Linked DNA regions of Mus musculus: region 1 is linked to region 2. The links are chromatin loops, found by intact Hi-C in ENCODE. Cell type or tissue: heart. All regions are shown on one strand. Each heading gives the region's core, and the rest is flanking DNA. Links, peaks and the distances in the headings are about the cores only.

Region 1 (10,214 bases), core at 1,194-9,193, 140 kb after region 2:
GTCACCTTCAGAGCCACTTGTGGAGGCCAGCTGCAGAGTATAACATAAATACTTGCACACAGCACAGAAGCTAGATTCTGATCTTGCTGGGGGAAGACAGTTCAGGATATCCTCCTATGGCCTGGCAATGTAACTAATCGCATGGACTACTATGTATCATAGACCCATGCCCTGCAGGGTGGTGCCTTGTCACTAAGCTGTAGGAACTAAGGAACCCAGTGATTCCACCATGCCGCAGAAGCACGGATCACGCACGGCTTAGAGATCGTGACAAAGAATTTGCAGGGAAGAGAGGCTATGCAAACAGAAGCCAGGGAAAGAGAAAGCACCATGTGATAAAATATATAGAAGAGTCTCCACTGCCTTCCTAGAACAGTAAAACACTTGAAACACTTTTTAACCAGAGTCAACACAATCTAACACTGGACTACGCAACACTGAAAACCCAGCATCCTCTGTCCTTGACAAAGATTTAGCAAAATGTGGCTGGTTACCATGGGGATAATCAGAGAATGGGAAAAGATCCATAAGCAAACGGGAAGGAAAGGAGAAGAGGAAGTGATGGAGGAGGGGAGGGAGGGTGGGGGAGGGGGTCAACATGCAGGCTGGGAAAGGAAGAAACAAAGCTTTGATCTATATATGACATGACTCATTTTTATGGGAAAGCGACTTAAGAATGCATACCACACGTGCCACCAGGCCAATAAACTCAGTAAGGTCGCTAGAACAACTCAATAAGGTCGCTAGAACAGAAGACTATCAATTTTGTATTATTATTCAGTATAAGCTATTTGGTGTGTCATTAATGAAAACAAGCATACAACATCAAGAAGTATAAAAAATATGATATAAAATTTCAAAGTTGTAAATTTTATTCCTGGCTATCCTGGAACTTGCTGTGTAGACCAGGCTAGTGTAAAACTCACAGAGATCTACCTGCCTCTGCCTTTCAAAGGCATGTACTACCATGCTGGGCAATTCTTTCTTTCCTTTTTTCTTCCTCCTCTCTCTTTCTATCTGTCTTTCTATCTTTCTTTCTTTTTCTGTTTTTTCAAAACACTGGCTCTACCACTGAGCTACATCACAAGGTTTCTTTTTCTGTTTTTTTGAGACAGGTTTCTCAGTGTAGCCTTGGCTATCCTGGATCCTGATTTATAGACCAGTCTGGCCTCGAACTCTTTTGCCTCTCTAGTGCTGGGATCAAAGGCATGCACCATCACTGCCCAGCTAAGTACTTTTATCCAGAACTCTTTCCACTCAGTACTAAAAACAATAACCCAATTTTAAAATGGAACCTGAATATATGTCTGTCCAGAGAAAACACACAAACAGACAAACACATGAAAAACAAAACAAAAATGAGTGGGTTTTTTTTTTCTTTTTTAAGATGTATTTTTTGCCAGGTGGAGGTAGGCAGAACTCTGAGTTTGAGGCTAGCCTGGTCTACAGAGTGAGTTCCAGGGCAGCCAGGGCTACACAGAGGCACCCTATCTACAAACAAACAAACAAGGACTTATTTTTATCATTTTTAATTGGATGTTACATGCCTGTGAATGCAGGTAACTGAACAGGCCAGGGTTGTGAGGTGCCCTGGAGCTGGAGTTCCAAGTCCTTGTAAGCCACTTGATGTTGGTGCTAGGAACCAAATGTGGGTCCTTTGCAACAGCAGAATACACTTTTAACCGCTGAGCCATTTCTCCATCCCCATGAGTGGGAGGTAAATAACTGTTGACCTGGAGAGATGGCTCATGGGTAAGAACAGATGCTGAACAAGAATGAGGATCTGAATTCAAAGACCCAGCACCCATGGGAGATGGCTGGTATACCCTGTAACTCCAACATCGTAGGGGCAAAGAACAAACAGAGGATCTCTAGGCTATGGTTGCCAGCCTAGTTCTAGGCTAAGAGAAACACCCGAGTCAAGGAAAAAAAGCAGAAAGTGGACAGCACAGGACACCTGACATCCTCCTTTGATCTCTAAATATGTGCACACCACACAATGAATGCATACAAAATAGCAAGTGTGGCTGAACATAGGGAGAGACCAAAACCCCTAGCCAATAGAAGCCGAAAAGTTCTAGCCACTGTGGAAAAAAAAAAATTAAACAATTCTGCTGCAGATTTATATTCAAATAATTGAAAAAAAAAATAGACAGTTCTAGAGAGAGAGCTCAGCAATTAAGAGTGCCACACAACCATGAACACTGGAGCACAGATCCTAGCACCCATATAACAAGCTAGGCACCTTTGTATGCTTGTAGCCCCAGCTCAGCGGTGGGCAGAGACAGGAAGATCTCTGGGGCTTGCCAGCTTCTAGCCAAGCTGAGAAAATTCAAGGACTGAGTTCAGGGAGGACCCCTAAAGGAACAAAAGAGCCAGCAGAGTGTCACAAGTCTTTAAACCTAGCAATATAGCAGAAGCAGGGGGGGGGGGGCAGAAACAGGTGGATCTCTGTGAGTTCCAGGCCAGCCAAGGTGATATAGTGAGATGCACGAGACAGAGACACATATCCATAACCACACATGGACATGCATTGACTCACACAAATGAAAACGAAAGCCAGAAGCAAACATAAACTGTTTTATCAGTGTGTGCCAACCGTGGTCTAAAAGGGAGAGCAGCCCAACTGTCTATCAGCAGATGAATGGGTACAGGAAACACGACACAAAGCCATGGCATATTCAGTCTTACAATGAATGACATTCTGGTGCACATGACATCATGGACAGACCTTAAAACCATCAAGGGAAAGGAACCAGAAACAGAAGGACACATATTTTATAATCCCATTTACACGGTGCGGCTAGGACAGGCAACAATAGGGACAGAAGACAGGTGGCCAGGACCAGGGGAGGAGGAGGAGTTTATGCTGTGTGTGTGTGTGTGTGTGTGTGTGTGTGTGTGTGTGTGTGTGTGTTGGGTGCCCAAGGAGGCCAGAAGAGGGCATCAGATCCCTTTGGGGCTGGAGTTATAGGTAATTATAAGCTACTTGATGTAGGTACTACCTAGGAGTTCAGGTCCTCTACAGAGTAACAAGTGCTCTTAACCTCCAGACATCTTTCAGTCCCTTACATGGCGATTTTTATGTTTACATATATTTTACCACAAGGTTTACAAGACCCAGTTAGAGACTCCCTTATATTTCCAACAATGGCTATAATGGGGGTAGGGGGGGCAGGGAACAGGGGTAACAGGCAGAATGGCTCATGGGTAAAGACACTTGTTGCCAAGTCAATCCCAGGGACCCACATGGATGAAAGAGACATCCACTTCCCAAATTTGTCTCTGACCTCTGCCCCATTCCACGGCACACATGTGCACACATGCGCATGCCCCTATACACAGTAAGTAAAAGGTTTTCAAAATGAGAAGGAATCAGAACTGTTGGCGAGGATGTAAGGAAACTGGAGTTGTGTACTGTGGATGGAAAAGTAACCTGACACAGCTACTCTGGAAAATGGCCTGTCACTTCCTTAAACTAGAGTTAAAATTAGAGTTCCTCTATGAGCCAGCAGTTCCACCTAGTGCAAACTCTAAGTTCATGTCCACACAAAGGCTTGCATACGAAAGTTCACAGCGGTGTGATTCAGAGAAGCAATCCAGCATCTACAAACTGCTTAGAGGAGGAGTGAGATGTAGGTGCGTTCAAGGTGCTATTCAGCAATCAAAAGAAGTACACTAGGGCCATGCTTCTGGATGCAAGAACCGAGAACACAAAGAGGAAGACGCCAGTCGTGGAAGGCACGTGCCACACAATTCCATTTCATGTTAAACATGCCGAGTAGGCAAATCTGCTGGCATCAAAAGGAGACTAGGGGACTAGGGGTTGCCTGTGACTTTAAACATGGGCTGGGACTGCTAACAGGGTGGTGAATGTGTGGATGGTCTCCCTGAGTTGCCCAGGCTGGCCTCAGGGGTTTTTTTGGTTTTGGTTTTGGTTTTGGTTTTTTTTTTTTTTGGCTTTTTTTTTTTTTTTTTTTTTTTTTTTTGGTTTTTCGAGACAGGGTTTCTTTGTATAGCCCTGGCTGTCCTGGAACTCACTTTGTAGACTAGGCTGGCCTCGAACTCAGAAATCTGCCTGCCTCTGCCTCCCGAGTGCTGGGATTAAAGGCGTGCACCACCACCGCCCGGCAGCCTCAAAGTTTTGATGCTCTTACTTTGGCCTCCTAAGAACCTGAAGTACACACTGGGAGCTGGCATGCCTGGCTAAACGGGAGAATTGTATCCCGGTAAGAAGATAGTCAAAGGTAAAAATAATAGCTTGTGGAGGGTCGTCATACTACTGTGATGTGCATTTCCCCTTTTAGAATTATCCCATGTGTTGAGGTAGACAAGAACTATGAAGGAAAATGGTAAGACACAGGAAAGAGTTAGAGGTGGGCATGTGGGGGTGTGACACCACGTGAAGGTCCAGGTAACAGAATGGGCAATGGTAAAACCCATGGCAGAGGACATCCCCAAACAGAGCCTGTAGAGGGGAGTATAAGAAGCAGGCAAGGGTATAAAGAGACCAGGGTGGAGACTCTTCAGTACATGATGTGGGCTGATCGGGCTGCCAGTACTGTGGGGACAACCCCATGATCAAAAGGAAAAAGATCAAGGCAAAATTAGGACCAGTGGCTTTTGCAGAGCTGCAGTGGAGTCAGGCAGGGACTGGACTCTGGTTCTAGGGACAAGAAGGAGACTCCGCGCCTCCTCTCCTCCCTGCACAAGCCTTCTTTGCATTCTAGGAGGCTGAGGATACATACCCGTCCATTTTCTGTCTCTTGACAGGCCATCAGGATTACCTAGACAAAAGGTAAGGAAGACGGAGGCCACTGAGTAAGGAGAAATCGGAAGGACAGGGACTCAGAACCATGCCCCTCTCTCTCTGTCCCGCAAAGCTGACCTTGACCCCAAACTCCCAAACCAGGCGCCAGAAGTCCAACAGTGTGTGAGGCAGGGGTCCTTGCGTCGCAATGTAGGCCTGGCTTCCATCTATGCCCTAGGAAAGGCCCATTCATTAACGAGATGCTGAAGCCTGTCCCAACCCACCCCAAAGCCACCCCTCCCCTGATCACTAGCCTGACCCGGATGAAGTTGGCATTGATGTAATCTCCATGTCCCTCCTCTTGGAGCAGGGAAAGGATGACTCTTGTCTCATCATCTGGGAGAGGGTGGGACATGTGGAGGGGTGGGTGTCAAGTCACTGACGCCCTCCCAGGCAAAAGCAAGCGGGGTGACAGCACACTAGTGGAGCTCTGCCCCCTTGTGGCTTCAGGGAGTAATGCAGCTACCTCAAGCACAAGCAATAGCATGCTTTGGGGAGTGGCGGGGGGCGGGGTTTGAGGGGAGGGAGGAAGAGTGGGAGGGGCTGGCTGTGGGTGGGTGCGGCCAAATGGGCACTGCCACCCAGCATTTGTGCAAGTGGCACTGATTCCCTCAAGATACCCACTGACTTACATGCTACCACATCTTTGTAGCGGTTCTTGTTCGTGTTCCCAAGCCGACTGCCGGCTTTAGTGGAACACACACCTTCAGACTTCCAGGCCACTGAGCGGGCCTTAATGTCCTAGTGGAAAGCACCATGAGCAGAAAGAACAGAGTGAGACCCAGCCGTACTAGCATCTGTGTAATAATATCTAGGACAGCAGGTGAAAGTCAGGCCCAGTGCTAGGGGATTTAGACATCCCAAGTGGGGGGCTATCCACTCTCCCCATTGTGCAGATGAACGTTGATGTAGGTAGTGAGTGGTTGAGTAACTTGCCAAAGGTCCCTCAAGGAGGTACCCCAATAAAGATTGAATCCAGACCTCTCAGATCTGCACATTCAATCATGTTATAATGTACTATAAATCATAATAAAATATGCATCATTTAGACCCAAAAGATAGTTCGGTGCATATAATAAGCACTTTCTGCACAGGCCTGAAGATTTTCTACTCAATCCCTATATCCCCACACCATAAGGAGACCTGACACCAGAAAATTGTCCTCTGACTGTACATAGGTGCTGTGGCATGAACAAGACCCCCACCCCCAAAACAAATTAAACTGGGGCCAGGGAGATGCATCAGTGGGTAGAGGTGTTTGCCACCAAGCCAGATAACCTGACTTTCACCCCAAGGTAAGATAGAAGGGTAAAAGTAGCTCTCATGGTTGTCCAGTTCCCCCAGAACATGTGTGCACACATATAATTTAAACAAGTTCAAAGTCATCCTTGGCTACATATTCAATTCAAGACCGGCCTGAACCTGTCTCAAGACCCTGTCTCAAAAAAATAATAGGGCTTAGAAAAGATGGCTAAGTGGTTAGGAGTGCTTTCTGCTCTTATAGAGAACCAAGTTTGGTTCCTGGCACTAGCACTGGCCAGATCACAAGTGCTGGTACCTCCAGCTTCAGGGATTCAATAGCCTTTTCTAGTCTCCAAGAGTATCTATATACACACATGCATACATACATATATAGCTACATGCGCCAAATAAAAATTAAAAATACTTTAAACAAGGTACAGCATGACAATATGCTATAGATATGAGGTATAACATGTAGGAAGATGCTATAGGTGCTTTATAGCTGTTGCATTATTATAACTGGTGAAGAGTACCGCTCTTATCGGGTGCTCATATTTGCAATGACTGGCATTGTGTTTGGGCCACCATTCCAAAGTGGTTTACTTATGTTGGTCAGGTTTTTCCAGCCCCCAGAGACACCTTCTTCCTGTTTATGCATATCTTCTTGCTTATAAAATGTATACTTTATGCTAGTAGTTCTTCTGTTACAGCATTTACATATGAAAATTATCTAGACTCACATTTAACCTGTCCATATGCTTGTGTGTATATTTACTTACTAACTTAATACATTTGGTTTGGGTTTTTTGTTTGTTTGTTTGTTCGTTTGCTTGCTTTTTGGGTTTTTTGGTTTGGTTTGGTTTTAGGTTTGCGAGACAGGATTTCTCCGTGTAGCCCTGGCTGTCCTGGAACTCACTCTGTAGACCAGGCTGGCCTTGAACTCAAGAGATTCACCTGGCTCTGCTTCCCAAGTGCTGAAATCAAAGGTGTGTGCCATCATCACCCTGCTATAAATTTGGTTCTTATTAATGTTTGTTGTATCTGTTGTGGTGTTTGGTTGCTTTGTTGGGTTTTTGTTTGTTTGTTTTGCTTATTTAGTTAGTTGGGGTTATTTTTTTTGTTTGGTTGGTTTTTTTATTGTTTTAGAGACAAGGTCTTCCTACATATCCCTGGCTGTCCTGGAGTTCACTGTGTAGACCAGACTGACCTCAGACTTACAGTAACCTTCCTTTCCCTGCCTCCAAGTGCTAGGATTAAAGGCATGCACCACCACCAGAGTTTCACTGTTACTGGTTTACATATTGGCCTGTGTAAACTATCTTTTTCATTCTTTGAAACAATCTCCAGAGTATTCCAGAGTGGTCACAAAATTATGTAATTCAGGCTGGCCTTGAACTCATGGTTATCCCCCGGTTTTAGGCTACCAACTGCTAGAATTACAGGCATGTGCCACCATGCCAGGCTGTAAGTGATCATTTAATGTCACACTTATTTTTATATCATTGTCATTTACATTTCTAAGTTTGAGATAGTGTATTACGTATTTGGATCATGTCACTCTATTTAAAATACGTCATTACATGTTGTGTGCCATGGCTGTTGAGTGGCAGTAGCTCTCACAAGCTTGATTGGCCCGAGGTAACGTTTACAACCTTTGTAAACCATGTTAAAGGCAGGTGCATACAGTTAATATAGCCAGTGAATACCCAACGCGTGCTAGGTGCATCTACCCAAACCACCTAATTTTCAAACCGGCTTGTCTTTTATCATTCACAATTCAAAACAGGTGAAAATGAAGTCAGAGCTCCCAGGGCCACAGTTCTGAAAAGCCCTAGGATAGACTGGTAACGCGAAACCTAGGCTAGGCTACAAGTTTCCTCGTTCCTCTTTCTGCTGCCCCAAACCACTTCCTCCCTGGGATTACAAGGTGACCCAGGAGTGGCCCGGGTTGGGGACTCGAGTCCAGCGCAGGTGTGTTGCCTCCCTCCACGGCGGAAGCCACGGCCCCGCTAGGGAGAAGATTGCACCGGGAGCTCGACACCGACACCTGAGTGTGTCTGGCTCCTCCTAAACAGTAGCCGTCTTCACCCTCTGGGCACCTGTGGGCAAAGTGCGGAAGGCTGGGAGAGTCAGGGTGAGAGAAGTGCGGGAAGAGGAAAGCCGAGAGCAGGAGGGAGGAGACGCCCCGGGAGCTGAGAGGAAAAGGCAGAGCTTTCATATTGCACAGGTGGACAGCCGTGGGGAGCGCCTGGCTGCGAAGCTTGATGGCTGGAGTGTCACTCACGCTGAACTCACGAGCGAGGATTGCCCCCTCCCGGTAGTCCCGGGCCTCCAGCTGCTCCAAGAAGCTCCTCACCAAGTCCGTATGGCGACTCATGCTGCGACCCGCTCTGAGGTCTCCCACAAGGAGTGATCCGACTCCGAGAATTTAGCCACTGCGAGGTGGGGCCTCCATTCCAGCAGCCAATGAAGACCGGTAATTGGCAGGCTCCTCGGCCAATGGCACTAGGAGTTCACTCCGTTCGTCCCGCCCATAGGTGCTGGCTGCCACCGCAGCCGAACTGGCCGTCCAAGTAGCTGCGGGTCCCGCAATTCCCCACTGGCGCCTCGGGTGCTTCGGCTGCCGTGAAGCTGGTGGAGTCCGCACGGAACGCTCAGTCCCATTGGCCTTTCCAGGGGGATGGCTGCGCTCTCAATCTCGCAGGCCGGGTTCCCAAGGTTGCTCCGGAGTCCTGCGAGCGCTGAGGTTCACAGTCGTGCGACAGCGGAATATGAGAGAGGTCGGGGACTTCGAATAAATATATTCCCTGCACTTTGCTCTGGGAAAAGGCCTATTTCTGAGGGTAGGGGGTGTGATTTCACTTTTGGAACCTGCTGGAAAAGCGGGGACACCAGGATTCAGTCCTAACTTGTGGATCTTAACCCATACCCCTCAGGGAGGAAGAGACTAGAGAGGCATTGGGAGGAAAAGTGGTCTCAACACTCACTCCGTCCCCCTTCAGGAGTTTGAAGAAGATCTTATGCTGAAGCTCCTGGGGTCCTGGAGACTAAAGACTGGAGAAGAGCCGTGCTAAGGTTTGTAGCTGAATTGGTAGAGTGCCTGTCCCAGCATTCACAAGGTGGAGGCAAGAAAATCAGAAAGTCAAGGTCACCCTAGCTTACATTGTGAATTCAAAGTTAGCTTGTGATGAAATCCTGTCTCAAAGTTAAAAAAAAAAATGGAAGAAAGGAAGGAAGGAAGGAAGGGAGAGAGAGAGAGAGAGAGAGAGAGAGAGAAAGGAAAATGTTTTAATGATGGTGGAATGGTTCAGTAGGTAAATGCCTTGCCACTAAATAAACATGACAACCTGGATTTGATACCTAGGACCCACATGGTGGAAGGAGAAAATCGACTCCAGAGTGTTGTCCTTGGACAACTACACAGGCTCTATAGTGAGGGTGTATCTCCCTACACACAAAAGAAAATAAAAGGGGGTTCTTTCCAAAACAGGCTTCAGCAGATGGAGTAGCACCACCTGCAAGGGAACCAAAGAATTTCAAGCATTGCCAACTCTCTGTTGAGGGAGGGCTCTGAGGAGATCCGTTTGGGGTCGTGTGCAAAAGTAGGGCTAAGGCGAATTGAAAGTGCTTTAAGCATGCTGAGCGGAGCGGTGGTGGCACACGCCTTTAACCCCAGCACTTGGGAGGCAGAAGCAGGTGGATTTCTGAGTTCGAGGGCAGCCTGGTCCACAGAGTGAGTTCCAGGACACCCAGGGCTATACAGAGAAATCCTGTCTCGAAAAACCAAAAAAAGAAGTGCTTTAAGTCACTGGAAGATGAGTGGGATCATTGGTAAAAGGCTGTCAACTTGGTCATCACAGTGTTTAAATGAAGGAATGGATAGCATCTTTAAAAGCCAGACAAGACTTTATTGGGTTTTATCGCTAGATCTCTGTCTTACGTCACTGTGGGTCTGCCAGTGGTGGCAATGCAAAACAGCCAGATAGTATGAGGGTGATAGTATGAAAACTTTTTCACTGAAATGGGGAAGATGGCAGTAAGATGGCTCAACAGGTAAAGGTCTTGCAGCCACACCTATTAATAAGTGCTGCATCCCCTGACACACATGGTAGAAGGAAAAAAAATCACTTCCATACAGTGTCCTCTGACCTCCTTATGCCTT
Region 2 (10,214 bases), core at 725-8,724:
TCTTTGAACTGATAATGGAAGCTGGCCCACTACAAGAGGAAGAGGCAAAGAATATATTCGGGTATTTTGTGTCAGTCATAAAGTACTAGTATAATCTTGACATTGTCCATAGAGATATAATCTCCCATAGTATCCTAAGAAATGTATAGAGTAATATAAAACTGATAGACTTTGGCATGACCATCAAGTGCACCTTACTGAAATGGCAGTTGGGGACCAAGGGCTTCATTTCCTTCTGTTGTCTCCTGAATGGGAGTCTCGGTTAGTGTGAAACCCTCCGGTATTCTTCTGTGGCTGTCCCTTGTATGAGCAACAGCAAACTCGCAGGAGTAGTGCCCCTTGCCATTTGGGCAATAATCTGATTGCAAACTGTTTGCAAACGGAGAGGAGCCATAGAACAGGCAGAGGAGAGAATAAAGGCTTATCTTTAAGGGTTATTTTACAGTCTGTTGCTCAAAAGGGTTCCATCCTTGAATCTTCCCCAGATTGAAATGGTAAGGCCCTCACACCTGGAGAATAGTGTTTAGAGACTGGCCTCCTGTAGGGAGGCAGGGACAGATTTTGTCCCTTGGATAGGAGTTTAGTGTGATAGAAAGAAGTCCCTGTCATATGAGAACCCAGAGAATGGCAGCCTCTGTAAACCAGGAAGTGGTGTCACTGGGAATTCACTCATCTGTCACCTGATGAGTACCAATTGCAAATGCATTTTCCTCTGGTCTCTGAGCAAGAGCTGAGGGCTAAAGTGATAAGAACATGCCTGAGTCTGCAGAACTATGCCACAGACAGACAGACATTCTACTGTGCACAAAAGTAAGACTCCAGAAAGAGAAAATATATTCTCTTTGAAATAGCTGTGTCCCCAGGTTGCATCCTAGGAATATCACAAACTTGTTATAATGGATTGAAATATCATTCAAGTCACGTTAACTTCATTATGGAGTATGAGAATCCTTATGGAGTATGAAAGTATTACTAAATGCAGTTGACAATATCATGGTAATAGACATCTGTCTAGAGACAGCGTGCGGTGAGAGCTATAAAAGAGCACTGGGAGATGCAATGGGAGGAACAATTAATTCAGGGGATCAAGGGGGCAAGCTGCAGAATCGAGGGACCCAGAGACCTCATTTGTTGTGTGACCTCCATCAAGCCACTGAGTTGTATTAGTATTCCTTAGTATGCACACTGCTCCTCAAAAATGCCTGCTTGGCCTCCCTTAGAAGTTGCAGGACACATTACAATGCGCTCTTCATGGAGAACTCTTCTTTTAACATGACAGCCAGGGTATGTGTCTGAGTATCTGCATTCATACCAAAACGTAGAGGTCCAAGTGCCCAGCCCAGCCCTAAACATGCATCCATTCATGTCATCCCCACCCCTCCCACTATCACCCAAGTGCTGGGAGACAGCATTTCAGCGCAGGGCTCCTCCCCTTATGTTCAGTCTGTAACCCAGCCCTTCTTCCTGAGGTTTCCCTATGTAGTCCTCTATGGGAACTCAACCTGGACCCAGGTTAAAGGATTCCCAGGAACTGATCTTACTATTACTGTGCTCATGCCATAAGCACAGTGGGATGCTTGACCTGGGCATCTTTCTATGTGTACACAAGGAGGCCCTGCCATTCTGTCCTTGCTGGAAGCCTGGAGAGTCCTCATGGCTAGAGAGGGTCATCTGCAGGACAAGCCTGGGCTGCTTAGCTGAGGCCCGCCAACTTTTCCAACCTCTCAGGTTCCCAATGATATGTGAAGATCACTTAGGAATCCCCCAGGGTGTTTCTAGCGAGCAGAGGTGTGGGGAGCGGGTGTGGCGGCAGTCCCAAAGGCGCCAGAGACTGCAGCTAAGTCATATGACTTGCACCTGACTTCCTCATATAAGACACAAACATCTTGAGTGCTGGGCAGGTGTACCAGGATACAGGTGAATCCAATTTGGTGGAGATTTGCCCCTGCTGCCCTGATTAGCTGAGGCTGCGTGCCTGGTGAGGGGGCGTGGCCTGCGGTTCGTGGATGAGAGAGAGTATAAAAGGAGTGAGAGGCCCAGGGTTCGGGGGAGATATAAAAACAAGGGAGATATAAACAGGGGAGATATAAACAAGGGAGATATAAACAAGAAGAAACAGGACTGAATAAATGTGTGCAGAAGGATCCTGTAGCAGCGTCGTTCTTCCTGGCCAGTTGAGCGCGCGCAACAAGTGGTGCCGAAACCCGGGACAAGAAACATCTTCAGGCACAAGCGAAGACCCCCTGCTACAGGGAGGATTCAGAACTGCATAACGGGGAAGAAGGGGTTAATAAAGGTTCCCGTGAAACAGACTGTTGAGAAGGATCCGGCGTGGATTCAGAACTCTTCAGCTGGGGAACGGTACTGATGAAGAGAAAGAAGAAAGATGAAGACTGAATAAACTGCTGTTAGAAGGACTGGTGGTCACGTCGTTCTTGCTGGTCGAGAGCGGGCGTGACAATTGGTGGCCCGTACTGGGAACCGACTCCCCCACCGAGTTCAGAACTTTCAGCAGTCAGTGGTTGCCGGCAGGGTAAGTTCATGGTGAGTGAAACTTGCGACCCCAGGAGTTTGGGAAGGACCTCGGATAAAATAGAGGTGAGCATAAAGTTGCCAGCAAGCAGGCACAAGGTAACGAAAGGTTCCCGGCTTTGGGACAAGTTAAGGTTCCTGGTTTGGGGACAAGTTAAGGAACTATGATAACCTCAGTGTAGTGATCAATAGATCCTCGCTGTGTAGTTATGCTTTTTTCTCCCATTGACCCTTTGTGGGTAGGTCTGGTAGTTTTGGTCTTGTTTGTTCTGATATATGGACTCTGTTACTGTTTGAATCAAGAGGCAGTCAAGACAGGTCAGAAAATCCTTATAGAGCAACAAGAAAGTATGTTGGAAGAGAAGGGCTTAAAAAGAAAAAGGAAAAAGAAAGGAGACACAGTGTTATCAGGTGGACAGAAAGGACAAAATAAAAGAGCTGAGGCAGAGGAGGAAGGCGAATTAGCTTTTGCTCCCCCTCCCTATGCCTCCTCGTCAGCCATCTATGGGCAGACCTTCTGTCCGGAGGTCTGGAAAGAGGATAGATTCTCCTTGCTGGGATGTCCTATTTTCACTGATCAAGCTGAATTTGCATGGGATAGAGATATGCTGCTTGATCAAGGTAGATTTGCACAACAACAGACAGGATATCCAGTGCAGGTGTTTGAGCAGGTGAATCAGATTGCTATAAGGGCGTGGAAATCATTGCCTAACAGAGGGGAAGCTAGTGAAAACTTGACTCTCATATTGACTTCCCAGATGGACACACAGGTGATTGAGGTTATGGTCTCATCACCACGAGGTATTGTGTCCATCCCCCCCGGGGATCGACCAGATCAGGTGTTGATGTGGGCGAGAGGGTCTGTTTGTGTGTTTCCACAGGACCAGACGGAACCTCTTTGGGTGCTGGAGAGATTGGTGAGACGCTGCAAGAATGAGGCTCCTGATCCAGTTGCCCCTGTGGATGTGGTGGATGATCCCACAAGCACAAAGGATGGAGCCGAGATGAGAGATCCTTTCGGTATTCCAGAAGCCGATACCAGCTCGACATGACATTCAAATTTTTCCACGCTTTTTGATCCCTGAATTCCCCTTAAAGAGATATCCCCTCTGGCTATCTATCCCTTGCTTCAGGGAAGATGAGCGGGGATGAGAGCCCTGGGATGTATGCTTGTTATAGTGTGTGTGTGTTTTGTGTTTGGCACATGTGTTAGGTGCAGAGTGTGCGGCCCGCACTTTCGCCATGGTAGCATAGGCTTTTGCTGCAGTGGAGGCGGGACAATCTCCTCAGATTCGGTTTGCCGCTCTAAAAGAAATTATGCTGCGTTATGCCGTGGGGTGCGAGGCTAAGCACTGCACAGAGGATAGCTGCTGTTGGCATCCTGTGGAAGGCACGTCTGATTGCATGAAGGTTCAGTGTCCTAGTTCCCTTCCCCCAGGAAAAACGACACGGGAGCTGGCCAAGACCTCTCTGGGTGATGAGCCTAAGGGATGGTTTTGTGTAGGGCCCCTATGCTTGCACACTGGGGATCAGACCTCTACCTTCACCCATGAGGCTTGCTTGCAGCAATTAAGATCTGGCCATAGGTTAATTAACATCCTGGCCTTTTGATGCACCTGCCACAAGCAAAACACAATCTCCCCAGGAGTGGCTTGGCATGATAGAGAGGTAGTCAGTGATAAGACTCCCTGGGCATGTCACCAACCTAAGACAGGGATCAAACCAATGCTGTTTGTCACCCAAGGACGGGTAAGGGACATGGCTGCGGGGGGCTATCTACAGACATTCTCTCTGCCAAAAAAGAAAAAAGGGGGAATTGTGGGGAGCGGGTGTGGCGGCAGTCCCAAAGGCGCCAGAGACTGCAGCTAAGTCATATGACTTGCACCTGACTTCCTCATATAAGACACAAACATCTTGAGTGCTGGGCAGGTGTACCAGGATACAGGTGAATCCAATTTGGTGGAGATTTGCCCCTGCTGCCCTGATTAGCTGAGGCTGCGTGCCTGGTGAGGGGGCGTGGCCTGCGGTTCGTGGATGAGAGAGAGTATAAAAGGAGTGAGAGGCCCAGGGTTCGGGGGAGATATAAAAACAAGGGAGATATATAAACAAGGGAGATATAAAAACAAGGGAGATATGAAAACAAGGGAGATATAAACAGGGGAGATATAAACAGGGGAGATATAAACAAGGGAGATATAAACAAGAAGAAACAGGACTGAATAAATGTGTGCAGAAGGATCCTGTAGCAGCGTCGTTCTTCCTGGCCAGTTGAGCGCGCGCAACACAGAGGGAGCCCAGTGGATCTAGTGAAGTCTGTGGATCACTCAGACAGGATCATCTGGATGCTGGAGTTGATAAGGAGAAGCAATGCCCTGCTGCAGAATGGGAATCCCAGCGAAGGAAAGAACCCTGACCACCAGAGGGCAGCAGAGCTCAGCACAGTGCAGTGCAGGCCGGGTGCTCTGGGAGGCAGCAGTCCGGCAAGGTTTCTGTGACTGCCAGGGAATTGAACTCAGAGACCTGAATCCAAAAACATCCTGCTATGGGAGGCAGAACAACAAATTTTGTGACTTTGGAGACCAGGTTCATGGGCAGGAGAACCTGGGCACATTCTAGGTTTTCTTTTTCTTCAGTGAGAGAGGGAAGGGTGGAGGCATGAGGGGGGCAGGAGAGAGGGAGGAAGGGAAAGGTAGGGAGACAGAGAGAATGAATGAATGAACAAATGAATGAATGAATTTTTGGTGTGGAACATCTGATGAGCCTGAGGACTTATCCTAAGCCAGCGCTTTCTCTCCCTTCAGGGGCACCGCCTTATCTCCTTATGGGAAGCACTTTTTCAAAGTTGCAGAAGTCTCAGAGGAGGTTGAAAGCCTTTCTAACTCTTTTCTTCCAAAGTAGAGAGCATCCTGCCTTGATGGTTAACTGCCCTCCTGGGGAGAAGACTAGAGTGGAGCTCATGAGGGGGCACCTGTCTCATCAGAGGTGACAGGTCCTCACCAGGTTGTTCTTTGGAGGCAGAGGCCAATTAAGCAAACCCCACATCCTATCATTCCTTGAGATACTCCTCCCTCCTTCTATAGGCACAGCAGACCTAGGACACCACCAGCATCACCTCCCCCATGTATTCTTCTGAGGTGCTCACTGCCTCAGGGCCTGATGTCAGCCTCTGTCACAAGGAAGGCTGGGCTTTCATGACCCATGCATGGGAAGGGGAACAGCAGTTCTGGATACTTGGTGAGGGCCCAGCTACACAGAATTTCAAGTTCTTTAATTACTACCAAGCTGCCAGGAGCAATTTCATATCACAGGACACAGGTCCTTAAGGGCTTGTTTGCACCTGGCTGTATATTCACTCCGCTGTACTGAGGGCTGTCCTTTGTTTCTTCAATCCTCTCAGATCACTGTGACTGTCCTAGGTCTGTGCTTGAATATGGCCTCCCAGAGAGCAGCATGTGGGAGCTGTTCTGTTCAGCCATGCCTGTCCTCCCTCAGACAGCAGTATCACATTCTCAGAGGCATGGAGCTGTGCATCAAGCAAAACTTTGGACACTAGAAAGGTCTCACACACAGCTGTCGTTCTGGGTGGCAGAACGGCACACTCATACTAGCATTCTTTCACTAGACCTTACAGTTCTTTTAGAGGCTGAGGACAAAGGCTTGGTGTTTCCCCCACATGCCTTTACTGGTGTGATGACACCTGACAAGAAGCTACCTCTGTCTATGCTCTAACTGAAGTTTAAGTATTTGCTATACTTAATTTCAGTTATAAAAAATTATAGGAGACAGGGATGTGTCCAGACTCCTGTTTCAGCTTGTAGAGAGCCTTCTGGAAAGGGACAGAGGACTTCTAGATCTGCTTCCTCAGGCCACCTTCATATTCTTTCCCAAGGGCATTTTTGGTGCATTTTATGCAGTATAGGACCTGTATCATGGGCCAGGTCAACTACAGTCTTAATACTTCTTGCTGCTTTAAAGTTCAACTATGGAGGGCAATAGGCTGGCTCTTGCACACAAAATATGGAGACATTATGATTGAACTCTGGAAAGAATCCAAAGTTGACTGATTCTCTACCCACTTCCCTCAAACTCTGGGGTTATGGGTCTCCATGCTGTCTCCTTAAGGTGCTAGGGCCAGAGGAAGCTGGCAGTTGCTCTGAACATCTTAGAAAAGATTGCATTAGGATGGCCATCACCCTGCTGTGTAGTATATCTGAAATGTATTCCTCCTGCCCCCCTGAAATTTTGTTTCCTTAGGCCACAGGGCCTGCATCCCATCTGCCACTGTCCCTGTGCCTGGTGGCTGTGGATGGTCACTGGGCTCTCCACATTTGGTAGTTGGACTGTTAGAAATGCCATGAGGAAGCCCTGTGGCGGAGGTGCACACCTTTAATTCCAGCACTTGGGAGGCAGAGGCAGGTGGATCTCTGAGTTCCTGGCTAACCTGGCCTACTGAGGGAGTTCCAGGACAGTCAGGTCCACAGAGAAACCCTGTCTTGAGACCACCGTGCCCCTAAGTGAGAAATGTCATGTGGAGATAAAGGCTGCATATCTGAGTATCTCATCTTGGGCAGTGGGATAGTTGATACTAAACTATAGCTTCTGGTAGTTAGTACTAGCCCAACCCCCAAAGTTCTGCCCACCAATCCCCTTTCTCCAAGAAGGTGGGTCTATCAGCCTCCCTTCCTTCTTCATCTTTTGCCATGGAATGTAGCCACCTTGCGCCGGTCTCCGGTACACTGTCGCCATAAACAACGTCACTGCGCAGGCGCTAGCCCAAATCTGGCGCCAACCCCTCCCCAGCAGGTGCATGCAAATTAAAGTGCGGGCGGACTGAACAATCCCAGGAGGACACATAGCCCTCCCCAGTGCTGGGGTGTATATAAGCAGTCCTCCCTGAGTTCCTGCAATAAAGCTGTTGAGAAGAATCCGACCGTGTTGCGGTTTTTCCTTGCTGGACGAGGTGAGCGCAACAATGGAACATTCACTGCCTGTTGAGGACCAGTGTACGAATAAATACAAATCTGCCATAGGTTACTTTGCATCAATGTGACAGACACTAGGACTGAAAGAAACATGGGACACAAAAGGTTCATGAGACTCAGGTACTCAGGTTTCCAGATCATTGGCCATCTTTGCACCGGAGACAAGACAGGGACTCAAACAGGGCAGGAACCTGGAGGCAGGAAGTGAAAGAGAGCCTATAGAGGAGGGCTGCTGACTGGATTGCTGACCTGACTCTCCTGCTCAGGACATGCTGCCCACTAGTGGCACTTCCCCCAGTGAGATTCCACACTCCCATAGCAGTTACTGATGAAGGAACTGCCCACATCTTTCCTGTAGGCTATGTGATGTAGGCGTTCTCTCAATCACATTTCCCTCTTTCAGATTTCTTAGGCTTGTGTTGTTGACAAATTGACTAGGACCCTTGTACACAATACAAATAGAAAGAGTAGTGCTAGGGCCAGGTGAAATGTCACCAGAGGCAGGTACTCAGGTAGATTGTCTAAGTGTCAAAAGCAGATGGTTGTTCCCTGTAGCTGTTTCAAGAACTATTTGACTCAGAAGTGAGGGCCTGGAGGATTGCAGGCTGGAGCTCCGTGTTCCCTAGGTGGAGTGGATCTGTCTGGTACAGATTGAGGGAAGCTTATGGCTAGGCAGAGAGAGGCCCTGACTGGTACTCACTCCTGTTAGTGAAATGGTCCCTAGTGGTTTTGCTTTTGTGTAGGGAGCAAGAGAATGTTGAAAGGCCGAAGTTCCGAGGAATTGTCTATTTTGACGTGGACATGGCTCTCCTAGGACTGGGAGATCAATTGTCCTATCCCAAATTGGCAAAACCATTTATGGGACAGGCTCAAGAACAATGCAAAGCTTTGCTCTGGAGTGCAATCATTGTTGTTTATGAATGATTGATCAGTAAGTGCAAATTCTAGTAACTATAAGTTTCCCCTTGGATATAGGCTGGTACTGCTCATGAACTCCCACCCAGTCGAGCTAACCCCTCCTCCTGTGTTTGCCCTAATTAGCAGCCTGAGATTCCTGGAGTCATAGCAATGTTAGAGAACCCAGATGATCCCAGCTTCACTGTCCATGTGTCTCTGTGTCTGTCCTTTCTTCATTCCCTCACCAGCCCAGGTAGCACAGTGAGCCAGGTGACATGCTGGAGATATCCTTAGTGACCTACACCCTCTCCCTAAGCCCTCAAAGGGCTGACTGGTGATTTTGATTGTTTTGAGACAGGGATTATCTGTGTAGCCCTGGCTGTTCTAGAATTCACTCTGTAGACCAGGCTGCTCTCCAACTCACAGTGTTTCACCTGCCTCTGCTTCTGACTGCTGGAATTAAGGCCTGTACCAGCAGTACCGCCCAAGCTGGTGTGTTAAGTAATTGTCTTTGTAGACTTTCCGGAATGCAGAGAAGAGAAACAGGTGAACTGGCAGCTCTCTTAACATCCCAAGCCAGGCTTAGTGGTCCAGATCCAATCCATGGAGCAGACTGCAGAGTTGAAATTCCCAATGGTAGCTACAGGTTCTGGGTCTTTGTTTTTGATTGTTGATTGATTTCCCCAATTTAATGAATTTCTTGTTTTCAGAGTTGATTAATGGATGTACTAAACTTTTTACCCCATACAATTCATGAATTTGTAGAGTAGAACTTGGGAACTTTATAGCATGTGTTTGGAATTGAATAAGGATCGGAACAGTTATTTCCTGCATTGGAGCTATGATTCCAGTGCTGAACAAAGCTTGTCGCTGTGTCAGGAGAAATGCAAATCCCCCTGTAGGTCACTTTTCCCTGTCAAACACACCAATCCTTCTCAACACTAGTGCTTCTGATCACTATAAAGTTGATCATAACATTTAATCTTTAATTACCTTTGCTTTCATGTCTGTGGTTGTATGTACATCTCTGTGCACATGTGCATTTCTTAGTGTGAGTAAGTGGGTTGGTGTGCTGGGCACTCACCCTAAGGGTCACATGTAGTCAGAGGAAAAGTTTGAAGATAAGTTCTCTCCTTCCACCTTGCTGTTCTACAGTCTCTGCTGGTTTTGGTTGGGGCATATATTCATCTAGCTTACCTTGGATATTTTACTCAATTTTGCTGTCTCTACTTCACACTTTGCTGTTGGCTTGTGCTATATCATAAGCCTTTTTCATTGGGATCTGGGGATGCCGTGTGGGTCTTTAAACTTGAATATCTATCCTCATTAAATCCTTGCCCTATTTTAGCCCTGTATGGTTTTTTTTTTTAATTATGATCTATTTTAGGTTTCTTTTTGTAAACCAATTAAATGTGTTTCATTATGGCTGTGTGTGTGTGTGTGTGTGTGTGTGTGTGTGTGTGTATGCAGGCTTGTATGTGTGTGTACTTGTGCAAGGATTATGTCATATTTCCATCCTCTTCCCAGTGGCCTGTTCACTTTCCTGACCCTCACATGTGGGTATCCTTCCAAGCTTAACTATTTTCTCTCTCTGATGTTATGTCATATGCATTACATACTATGCCTCCCTTTTCTTGCCCACAGTATCTCCTGTTTTCCCCTCTCAAACAGGTCCACTCGTGCTTTCCTGTCCTAAGATTGCTACACAAAGGCTTCAGGGCTGAATACTTGAAGGGATCAGTAGAAAAGCTTTAGGATTAAGGAAATAGACAATTTTTAAAAGGCAGCTGAAACCAAGAACAC

What was found. Hi-C counts contacts between places; a loop is a spot of excess contacts. Peaks named below come from ENCODE experiments on the same cell type or tissue, not always from the same donor. Only the 100,000 strongest peaks of a DNase experiment are listed, where the experiment ranks them.
Region 1: a loop joins it to region 2, with 9 times the contacts of the local background. A loop is called at or near these places in 6 of 42 quality-filtered maps.

The regions. Positions count from the first base shown.
Region 1 is chr1:34,458,039-34,468,252 of GRCm38, reverse strand. It overlaps Ptpn18 (protein tyrosine phosphatase, non-receptor type 18), which reads right to left and starts at 8,507. Exons shown (of 15, transcript NM_011206.2): 1 at 8,337-8,507; 2 at 5,443-5,551; 3 at 5,070-5,146; 4 at 4,889-4,984; 5 at 4,749-4,787. The coding sequence starts at 8,429. It overlaps Gm32504 (a long non-coding RNA gene), which reads left to right and starts at 7,218. Exons shown (of 4, transcript XR_373299.3): 1 at 7,218-8,494; 2 at 8,590-8,832; 3 at 8,989-10,214. In heart, for the core only: CTCF peaks have their summits at 5,248 (motif pointing left) and 8,379; DNase peaks (open chromatin) are centred at 3,762, 5,272, 8,052 and 8,542; H3K4me3 peaks cover 1,414 bases; H3K27ac peaks cover 1,207 bases; H3K27me3 peaks cover 862 bases.
Region 2 is chr1:34,597,303-34,607,516 of GRCm38, reverse strand. No RefSeq gene overlaps it. Among named protein-coding and RNA genes, the nearest start is that of Amer3, 23 kb to the right of the region's middle. In heart, for the core only: a CTCF peak has its summit at 4,972 (motif pointing right); no DNase peak of the experiment used is centred there.